Linked DNA regions of Homo sapiens: region 1 is linked to region 2. Evidence: read pairs that join two places in POLR2A ChIA-PET (ENCODE). Cell type or tissue: OCI-LY7. All regions are shown on one strand. Each heading gives the region's core, and the rest is flanking DNA. Links, peaks and the distances in the headings are about the cores only. Region 1 overlaps BICD1 (BICD cargo adaptor 1). Region 2 has its middle 7.9 kb from the start of BICD1.

Region 1 (5,383 bases), core at 123-5,122, 170 kb after region 2:
CCACTGAAGAATTAAAGATATCTCACACATACTTTGATTAATTAAATGGTGAATAAGAACTTGTTTTAATCTCATTATTCAAGTCACTAAAATGTTAAACAGGTAAGACAAAAAGGCAATTATTACAAGTTTTTACGTAAAACTATGATAAGATTTTTTAAAAAGTGAAACACCACCCATACACACTGAATTCATTTGGCTGGTATTGATTCTGAATATGTATTTTATAATATTTCATTGGCCTTGACCCACAAACTAAACACAGACATTTTCTCAATTAGTCATTTTCAGGTTTATTGCCTAAGATGCTAATTGAAATTCAGGGCAGGCAAAAATACATCATTGGCCTTTGTATATCTTTGAAAGGCCTTCTGATGGGACCTTGCTCCGTATAAAGGCTTCTCTTCTCTGCAAACTGAAAGGGACCCTGTGTGTGAAGTGTGTTCAGTGGGGTCTTCAAGGAACAACATAGAGAGCAGCCGCTGGCCAGCCGGAAGCCACCATGCGCTGTCCTCAACAGAGCAGCTCCAGGCTGTATGACCCCCAGGCAATTAGGCACCAAAAGAAGATGCTCACACTTTCCAAAATTCTTTCCCAGGGCTGGGGGAAGGGAGCCAGACTTGGAGCCCCTATGTGGAACTTAGTCTCCAAGGAAAGAAAGCATGTTCTCATCCTACAAACACTCCATTTTCTCCCTGAATTAGTGTCCTTTCTTTGAACCAGATGAGACTTCGCTCAGAGCTGGAGGCTATGGCCCCTTAGTTCTGTTTCCACAGTGCTTCCAGCCCTCTCCCCAGTTTGGAGGCCCCCAAAATGAGGCGCTTATCTCTTTGATTTTGTGAAAGAAAATGCACAGTTCGTCTATTTGGGGCTTCTGAAAGATGTTAGGCCCTGAAGAAGGTTGACTGGGAGACTGAGTGGGGAGTGACAGACCATGACCTTAATTACTGACCTTTTGTTATAGATTAACTTCCTTCCTATTTTATTGTTCCTGGCCCAGACCAGATAGCACTTGAGATAAAAGATCCCTTGATTATTACATCCTTAATGTGGAATGTTAAATACTCCCTTCCCCCAAGGAATCACTGCCTAAAACCAGTCAGATTGCTGCGACTGTGCACTAACCTTGTGTGGAAAATGCTGTCATCCTGTTAAGCTTCCCCATACCGTGCCTGTATAAACAATCCTCAAACCTCGCTGCTTCAGAGCACTAACCCCATCTTTTTGGAGTCCTCCTGGGTGACCCTCCTCAAACTTTGTGCTCAGTATTTTAATCCTATTGCCTGGATCTCGATTTAAAGTTGATAATTTTCAGAGAATTCTTCATTTTCTCTTTGCATATTTTATTGTTTCCTTTCCATCTGTTTTTCTTTTACTTACTGCCTGAAGCCAAGAGACAATGTCAAGGTGTCTTAGTGAAAGGAGCTCATACTTAAGGGTTCCTGGGTCAAAACCTACATCTCTCATTTCTTAGCTCTATGATCTACCTGTTTCCTTAATCTCTCTGGGCCTCAGTTTACCCATTATTGTAGTAAAACATGTACTACAAGTTACTTTTTATTTAACTACTTATGCCATATTTAATTCCCAACCACTAATATTACATATTAGTTATATATTGTTAAATCATAATGTTCTTTCACTATTTCTTTTATGACTGAGAAATTTCTTTTCAATGTATAAATCATATACATGTTGCTCCTGGACAAAACTGAGGGTCAGGCTGCTACTTCTCCTGGCCCAATAATGAGATGCAGACAAACTGGGGAAGAGAGGTTTTATTTTTGCATTTGGTTACAGGGAGAAGGCCTAGAAATTGTCACCACACCAACTCAAAATTACAAAGTTTTCCAGAGCTTATAAACCTTCCAAGCTGTATGTCTACATATAAGTGTGCATTCATCTAAAGACATAAGTGATTAACTTCTTTTAATCTATAACTAAGATCTGAGTCCTGAAGACCTTTCTCTGGAGCCTCAGTAAATTTACTTAATCTAAATGGGTCCAGGTGCTAGGGTGATTACCCTTATCTTGTCTCCTGCTAAATCACAGAGGTTTGGGGAGTTCCTTCAGACCTCCAATAAACTTGTGTGTGGAGGCCTGGGGAATTTCTTCAGACTGACAATAAAACTTGTTTATTCCAGTCTGGCCAACATGGTGAAACCCTGTCTCTACTAAAAATACCAAAAAGTTAGCTGGGCGTGGTGACGTGCACCTGTAATCTCAGCTACTAGTGAGACCTGGCCTGCCACAATGTGGTTAAGGAAACATATTAAAACATTTTTAAAAATCAAGATTTTCCATTTCAATGGCCTTGTAATTGATTGAAAAGTTTATTTTGAGTCACATGGTGTTCTAGACTCTTGTGGAGGGTTTAGATTGGAAAATAAGTAATGACAGTGAAGCAGTTGTTATGTTCGTATAAAAGAAAGAAAAGAAAAACCCACAGGACTTTATTTGGTTTTAAAAGTCTATCTGCAAAGATATAGTTTATAGGAAAATTCAATTCCAAATGTTTCTCATTGCTCTGGAGTGTGTGAAGAAGAGGCCTAAGAATATTCTTAGGAAGGCAAAAACTTTCAGATGCAGTTCATATGCTTGACACCTCTGTTTCACTTTTGGCTGACTTGTGTAGTCTGATTTTTGGTCACTGACAGGCTCAGCATCATGAGTGTGCAAGACGTAAGGGAGGCAGGACCTTGTCTTTTCAATGGTGTCTTCCTGGGTGGCTGCCAGAATTCATCATTATTGCACTCTACTCTCATAGCCTCGATTTCTGTTTTTGTTTGCTTTTACTGAAATTGGAGTAGTGACACAGAGTCAGATCATTGAAAAGACTCACAAGATTCCAAAGGGTATACTGGTAGAGTATAAACTGGAGGATAAGGTACAGCGGGAGAAAGCAAGTACCAGCAGACACAGAGGGGGCTGAGACTCCTGCAAGCAGCGCCTTTCCTCAGGCTCACTGGATGTGCTCTGTGTTTGGGTGTGAACCACCAAGATGCATGCATGATATCTGTTTTCAGGGAAGCCAAGATACAAGTGTACAGAAAAGCCATTATACCCCCGTCACATTGCTGAAACTGGATGATTAAACCACGTACCAAGCGGTGTCTAAATTTCAGTAATAATGATCAGCTAGTAGAGGGTGCCTCAAGGCAGTTTCAGACTTTAAATAACATAGTAGAAATCACTAGCTAGTCCATTTCATCCTTATCATTGTTGCAGAACTTTCTCCTTAGTTCAGCTAAAACCGGGTTCTTGTCACACAACCGGAAAAGATTAGGCTCAGGGACACATAGAAGGGTGAGGGGCAGAATTTATTGGGTGAAAAGGAAAAAGGAAAAAGAACTCTCAGCAAAGCGAGAGGGAGTCTTGCCAACAGGCCCTCCACCTCACAGACTGAACACCAGGCCACCACACAGGAACTGAAGAGGCCAGGCTCCTCCCCGCTGAACAAGCGTAAACTTCTCTTGGCTCCACCCTCTTCCCCCAGTGTGCAGGTGGGCATTATTCAGAGAGAATCAGCTGAGAAAGGGCAGGCTTTATCCGGGACCAGCAGTCCAGTTCTTCAGCCTTCAGGCTCTTTTAGGCTTGAAGGCAGGGTTTCGTGGGGGACCTTGGTAAGAAGAGTTCTTTTCGACACTTTAATGTAGATTGTAAGAGGTAGAAAAAAATTGATCACATTTAACATATAGTTACTTAAAAACACATCTTTGAGTTTTCTAGACTTCTAATATGATTGTAGAAAATCAGCGTGGCAGCCAACTTAAGACAGATCAATACCTCGAAGTCTGTAACTTTAATAAGAACATCAGAACTGAAATTCTATATTAGTTACCCTATTGTACTCACAGTCATGGAATACAGAACAGGAAAGATTCTGGAAACACATTTTGATAGTCAGGGTCACAGATATTGCTCTGTTTCAGTAACCAGGTTTTCTACTTATGAAAGTTATTTAAAAGGCAATGAATATTCAAAATGTGAGCAGCTATTGCTACCATTAGCTCCAGAATCAGTTCTGAAGAATTTGTAGGAAGTCATCTTGAAAATAATAAAGCAATATATTTTTCAGAAATAGTATCCACTAAATCATAATCTGAGGCCACTTTACTGAGGCGTTTATATTTATATTTATATTAATTTGTTATTTTACACAGAAAGGGAAACTATGACCTAAAGACAGAGATAACAATAATCTGATTAGCATTAGCCACCCCATTCCAACAACAAATCACGTTAATAAGGCATTTTTAGAAGTAGCAAAGCATAGTGGTTAAGAACATATGTTCTAGAACTAGACAGTCTGAGTTTGACTCCTGATACCACTTATTTTATTCTAAAACTTTTGGCAAATTATTACATAACCTCCCTTGCCTCAGTTGGCCAAGCTGTAAAATGGGACTAATAATGGTGTCCAACTCACAGGATTGCTATGTAGGCTAAAAGGTTAAAAGAGTTTTATATTTCTAAAACAATGTGCTTGTAATAGTCTTGGCACATTGTAAACATTGTGTAAGTGCTTATTAAAAATAAATTCATGCTTGTAATTGAAGATCGCCATATGAGATACACATTCTAGTGATCTATATGTTTATCATTAGATATATGATATATACACACACTCATATTTCAGTCCCCTGAGGGATTAACTTTTAATCCCTTGATTTGCAAATCAAGTTGTAAATTACACGTATAAATAAAATACCTTTGTAGTGATTCGTTCATTATAAAATTATGCTAACTATGTTGGTTTTCATGTAGGCATAAGCTGGCTCTATAAATAAAGTTTGAAAATAAGTAAGGTATAAAGGAACCCTGGCGGGATAGATAAGATACTAGGAACAGTGGTTTGGGAGTGAGGATGGGAAGTAGACTGATGTGGAACAAGATGGGAGTGAGACTTTTTTTAGTCACCGTCTATATTTTTATAATTTCTGGGTCTGGAATCAGTATCTCCTCATCCTAACTTGTTCATATGATGAGTTAGAGTCATATCTGCCTGCTGTTAGTTTTTTCAAAGAATCTTCAAATGGGGCAACCCCCTTTGGGTCCCCTCCCTTTGTATGGGAGCTCTGTTTTCACTCTATTAAATCTTGCTACTGCACTCTTCTGGTCCATGTTTGTTACGGCTGGAGCTGAGCTTTCGCTTGCCGTCCACCACTGCTGTTTGCCACTGTCGCAGACCCGCCGCTGATTCCCATCGCCGCTGACTCCCATCCCTCCAGATCCGGCAGGGTGTCCGCTGTGCTCCTGATCCAGCGAGACTCCCATTGCCACTCCCGATTGTGCTAAAAGCTTGCCATTGTTCCTGCACGGCTAAGTGCCTGGGTTCGTCCTAATCGAGCTGAACACTAGTCACTGGGTTCCACGGTTCTCT
Region 2 (5,383 bases), core at 59-5,058:
CTTTTCTTTTTTTTTGCTTGCTTTCTTTTCTTTTTCTTTTTTTCTTTTTCTTTTTTTTTTTTTTGAGATGAAGTCTTGCTCTGTCACCCAGGCTGGAGTGCAGTGGCTCGATCTTGGCTCACTGCAATCTCTACCTCCCAGGTTCAAGCGATTCTCCTGCCTCAGCCTCCCGAGTAGCTGGGACTACAGGCACACACTACCATGCCCAGCTAATTTTTGTATTTTTAGTAGAGATGGGGTTTCACCATGTTGGCCAGGCTGGTCTCAAACTCCTGACCTCAGGTGATCTGCACTCCTCAGCCTCCCAAAGTGCTGGGATTACAGGTGTGAGCCACTGCGCCTGCCCTTTCTTTCTTTCTTTCTTTTTTTTTTTTTTTTTTTTTTTGAGATGGAGTTTCGCTCTGTCACCCAGGCTAGAATCCAAGGTGTGAGCTCAGCTCACTGCAACCTCCACCTCCTGGGTTCAAGCGATTCTCCTGCCTCAGCTCCCGAGTAGCTGGGATTACAGATGTGCACCAGCAGGCCCAGCTAATTTTTGTATTTTTAGTAGAGACGGGGTTTCACCATGTTGGCCAGGCTAGTCTCAAACTGCTGACCTCAAGTGATCTGCCCATTTTGGCCTCCCAAAGTGCTGGGATTACAGGCGTGAGCCACTGTGCCCAGCCACAATAGCCTTTTTACCTAAGTTTTACTTTAGAATCCTGAGTAAAAGCTGTGACCTTCTAGCTTCATCTACTCTCTGACATTCCCTGAAACCTCAGCCTGTGTGGCAAGTTCTATTACAGGATTCACATTTCCTGATTTCAAAATTACTACACAGCAATGGTAAACAAGACATTGTGGTAACACCATAAATAGTGTGATGGTTTGAATGTCTGTGTCCCTTCCAGAATTCATGTTGGAAGTTATTCCCCAATGCAACAGTTTAAGAGGTGAGACCTTTAGGGGGTGATTCAGGCATGCGGGTTCTGCCCTCACGGATGGGATTAGTGCTTTATAAAAGGGACATGGGGAACTAGCCTAGGCCTTTTTTTTTTTTTTTTTTTTTTTTCGCTTCTGCTCTTCCACCATGGAAGACACAGCAGGAAGGTACCACCTTGGAAGCAGAGAGCAGCCCTCGCCAGACACCAACTCTGCTGGCACCTTGATCTTGTACTTCCCAGCCTCTAGAACTGAGCAGAAATACATTTCTGCTCTTTAATTACCCAGTCTCATGCATTTTCTTATAGACGTCTGAATGGACTAAGATCGATGGACATATAGACCAATGGAATAGATTTGAGAGTCTAGAAATAAACCCATATGTCTATGGTCAAGTGACTTTTGACAAGGGTATCAAAACCATTCAGTGGGGAAAGAATAGCCTTTCGACAAATGATGCTGGGACAACAGGATAGCCACCTGCAAAGGATGACATTGAACCCTCACCTCACACAATTTAAAGAAATTAATTCAAAATGAACCAGAAACCTAAATGTAAGAGCTGAAACTAAAAAATTTAAAAAATAAAACAGGTCTAAATCTTCTCAACCTCAGAGTTGGCAATGATACGACACTAAAAGCACAAACAAAAGAAAAAATAAATTGGACTTCATCAAAATTAAAAACTTTCATTTTTTAAAGGACCACTTTATTTATTTACTTATTATTTTGAGACAGAATCTCACCCTGTCACCCAGGCTGGAGTGCAGTGGTGAGACCTCCGCTCCAGGTTCAAGCGATTCTCCTGCCTCAGCCTCCCAAGTAGCTGGGATTACAGGCATGCACCATCACATCCGGCTTATTTTTTTATTTTTGTAGAGACAGGGTTTCATCATGTTGGCCAGGCTCATCTCCAACTCCTGGCCTCAAGTGATCCACCCACCTCAGCCTCCCAAAGTTCTGGGATTACAGGCATGAGCCACTGCGCCCGGCTAAAGGACCATTTAAAAATGTAAAAGGACAATCCCCTGGATGAGAGAAAATCATTCCAAATCAAATATCTGATAAGGGGCTTGTATCTAGAGTATACAAAGAACCCATACATTCAGTAATAAAATGATAACTAACTCAAACAATAGACAAAGGATCTGGACAGGCATTTTGCCAACAAAGATAAACAAATGGCCAAGAAACACATAAAAAAGTGCTCAACATAATTAGCCATCATAGAATTGCAAATCAAAATCGCAACAAAATATGCTACTTTACATCTACTAGGGTGGCTGGACTCAAAAATTCAGATGATACCATGGTTGTCAAGGATACGGAGAAATCAGACCCCTTGTACACTGGTGTTGGGAATGTAAAATGGTTCAGCCACTTTGGAGAACAATCCAGAAGTCCTTCCAAACATGAAACTTTGAGTTAACACATGACTTAGCAATTCCACTTCCAGGTATGCCCAAAAGAAATGAAAACATACGTCCACAAGAAAGTTGTACACGATGTTTATAACATATTATTCATAATAGCCAAAAGGTGGAAATAACCCGAGTGCCCATAAACTGATGATGGATGCAAAGGTGGTATATCTAACAATGCAATATTATTCAGCCATAAAAAGTAAGCAGTGGCCGGGCACGGTGGGTCATGCCTGTAATCCCAGCACTTTGGGAAGCTGAGGTGGGTGGATCACCCTATGTCAGGAGTTCGAGACCATCCTGGCTAACAGGGTGAAACCCCATCTCTACTAAAAATACAAAAAAAACTAGCCAGGCATGGTGGCGGGCGCACACCTGTAGTCCCAGCTACTCGGGAGGCTGAGGCAGGAGAATGGCGTGAACCTGGGAGGCGGAGCTTGCGGTGAGCCGAGATCGCACCACTGCACTCCAGCCTGGGCGACAGAGCGAGACTCCGTCTCAAAAAACAAACAAACAAACAAACAAACAAACAAAAAATTAGTCGGGCGTGGTGGCGCATGCCTGTAATCCCAGCTATTCAGGAGGCTGAGGTAGGAGAATTGCTTGAACCTGGGAGGCGGAGGTTGCGGTGAGCCGAGATCATGCCATTGCACTCCATCCAGCCTGGGCAACAATAGCGAAACTCCGTCTCAAAAAAAAAAAAAAAAAAAAAAGGAAAGTAGTATGATATATGCTACAACATAGATATATTTTGAAAACATTATGTTAAGAAAGAAGCCAGTCACAAAAGACTACATATTATGTGATTTTATTTATATGAAATATCAAGATTAGGGAAAGCTATAGAGACAAAAAATAGTTTAGTAGTTCCTTAGGACTGGGGTAATGGGGTGGAGGATGGGGATGGGATAGGAGGATGACAGCTAAAGGGTACTGTGGGGAAAAGCAAGAGAGATCAGATTGTTACTGTGTCTGTGTAGAAAGAAGTAGACATAGGAGACTCCATTTTGTTATGTACTAAGAAAAATTCTTCTGCCTTGAGATTCTGTTAATCTATGACCTTACCCCCAACCCCGTGCTCTCTGAAACATGTGCTGTGTCAACTCAGAGTTGAATGGATTAAGGGCGGTGCAAGATGTGCTTTGTTAAATAGATGCTTGAGGGCAGCATGCTCCTTAAGAGTCATCACCACTCCCTAATCTCAAGTACCCAGGGACACAAAAACTGCGGAAGGCCGCAGGGACCTCTGTCTAGGAAAGCCAGGTATTGTCCAAGGTTTCTCCCCATGTGATAGTCTGAAATATGGCCTCGTGGGAAGGGAAAGACCTGACCGTCCCCCAGCCCGACACCCGTAAAGGGTCTGTGCTGAGGAGGATTAGTAAAAGAGGAAGGAATGCCTCTTGCAGTTGAGACAAGAGGAAGGCATCTGTCTCCTGCCTGTCCCTGGGCAATGGAATGTCTCGGTATAAAACCCGATTGTATGCTCCATCTACTGAGATAGGGAAAAACCGCCTTAGGGCTGGAGGTGGGACCTGCGGGCAGCAATACTGCTTTGTAAAGCATTGAGATGTTTATGTGTATGCATATCTAAAAGCAGAGCACTTAATCCTTTACATTGTCTATGATGCAAAGACCTTTGTTCACGTGTTTGTCTGCTGACCCTCTCCCCACAATTGTCTTGTGACCCTGACACATCCCCCTCTTTGAGAAACACCCACAGATGATCAATAAATACTAAGGGAACTCAGAGGCTGGCGGGATCCTCCAAATGCTGAACGCTGGTTCCCCGGGTCCCCTTATTTCTTTCTCTGTACTTTGTCTCTGTGTCTTTTTCTTTTCCAAATCTCTCGTCCCACCTTACGAGAAACACCCACAGGTGTGTAGGGGCAACCCACCCCTACAGGGTACAGGTGATTAAAGTGGACAAGGGCAGCCACTGAGAGAGCTGGTATCCAAGCAGCTTGGAGATGAAGTCCTGGCCCCAGAAGGCACTGGTGTGGAAGCCACACATCTCCCTTGAAAGTGCATCTGGAGGTCTCACTATGTGAAGTGCTCTTGAAGGGAAGATTTCCCACCGGCCATTCACAGCAGAGCACCCCAGTGCCCCACAGATACACCCTCTCATTGTGTGTTATCCCTGCCATCATTTCTGGGGACATGGAGTTGTCTGATTAGGCTGTCTCCACATCTTAAATTTTTTGAGATGGAGTCTCGCTCTGTTGCCCAGGCTGGAGTGCAGTGCCACGATCTTGGCTCACTGCAACCACCACCTCCCAGGTTCAAGCAATTCTCCTGCCTCAGCCTCCCGAGTAGCTGGGACTACAGGTGTGCGTCATCACACCTGGCTAATTTTTGTATTTTTAGTAGAGACAGGGTTTCGCCGTGTTGGCCAAGCTCATCTCAAACTCTTGACCTCAGATGATCTGCCTGCCTTGGCCTCCCAAAGTTCTGGAATTGCAGGCATGAGCCACTGCGCCCAGCACACATCTTAAATTTCTATTCATGCTGTAATCCACTACAACCTGGTATCTGCCTTCTCTGTTCCACACAAATGAATCTTATCAAGAGCACCCACCTCCATGTTGCCAAATCCAGTGACATTTTGTGTCCTTATAGTACTTGGCTGTGACCTCTTGTTGGCACTGACTTGGTCCTTATTCCCTCGCTCCTCATACACACTTCTCTTTTGTTACCTTTCAAATGTTTCTCTCCTGATTTTCCCCCCACCCAGTCCCTCTCAACTCTCTTTGCTGGCTTTTCCTTTCCAACTCAACCTTTAATAGGGATACTTCAGGGCTAGATCCTAGACCCCTTTCTCTTCTTTATTTACATCTTTCCCTAGATAATCCCATCTGTTTTCCATGGGTTTCAATGCCCTCTAACGCTAGTGATTTTCAAAGCAAAGTCATCATACCTCCTAAGAAGTCTCTTCTTAATTTTTGTCTTACATCAAATTATTGACTTAATATTTCTATTCAAATATCTCAAAAGTGGCTGGGCACGGTGGCTCATGCTTGTAATCCCAGCACTTTGGGAGGCCA

What was found. ChIA-PET counts read pairs that join two places held together with the same protein. Peaks named below come from ENCODE experiments on the same cell type or tissue, not always from the same donor. Only the 100,000 strongest peaks of a DNase experiment are listed, where the experiment ranks them.
Region 1: POLR2A ChIA-PET joins it to region 2 with 10 read pairs; 4 of 35 experiments call an interaction of 5 or more read pairs at or near these places.

What each region holds. Positions count from the first base shown.
Region 1 is chr12:32,270,486-32,275,868 of GRCh38, forward strand. The region is part of intron 2 of BICD1 (BICD cargo adaptor 1); the gene reads left to right. Among named protein-coding and RNA genes, the nearest start is that of FGD4, 130 kb to the right of the region's middle. RefSeq lists a silencer at 977-1,177. In OCI-LY7, for the core only: no CTCF peak of the experiment used is centred there; DNase peaks (open chromatin) are centred at 906, 2,196, 2,656, 3,466 and 2 weaker places; H3K4me3 peaks cover 3,593 bases; H3K27ac peaks cover 4,302 bases.
Region 2 is chr12:32,096,235-32,101,617 of GRCh38, forward strand. No RefSeq gene overlaps it. Among named protein-coding and RNA genes, the nearest start is that of BICD1, 7.9 kb to the right of the region's middle. In OCI-LY7, for the core only: no CTCF peak of the experiment used is centred there; no DNase peak of the experiment used is centred there.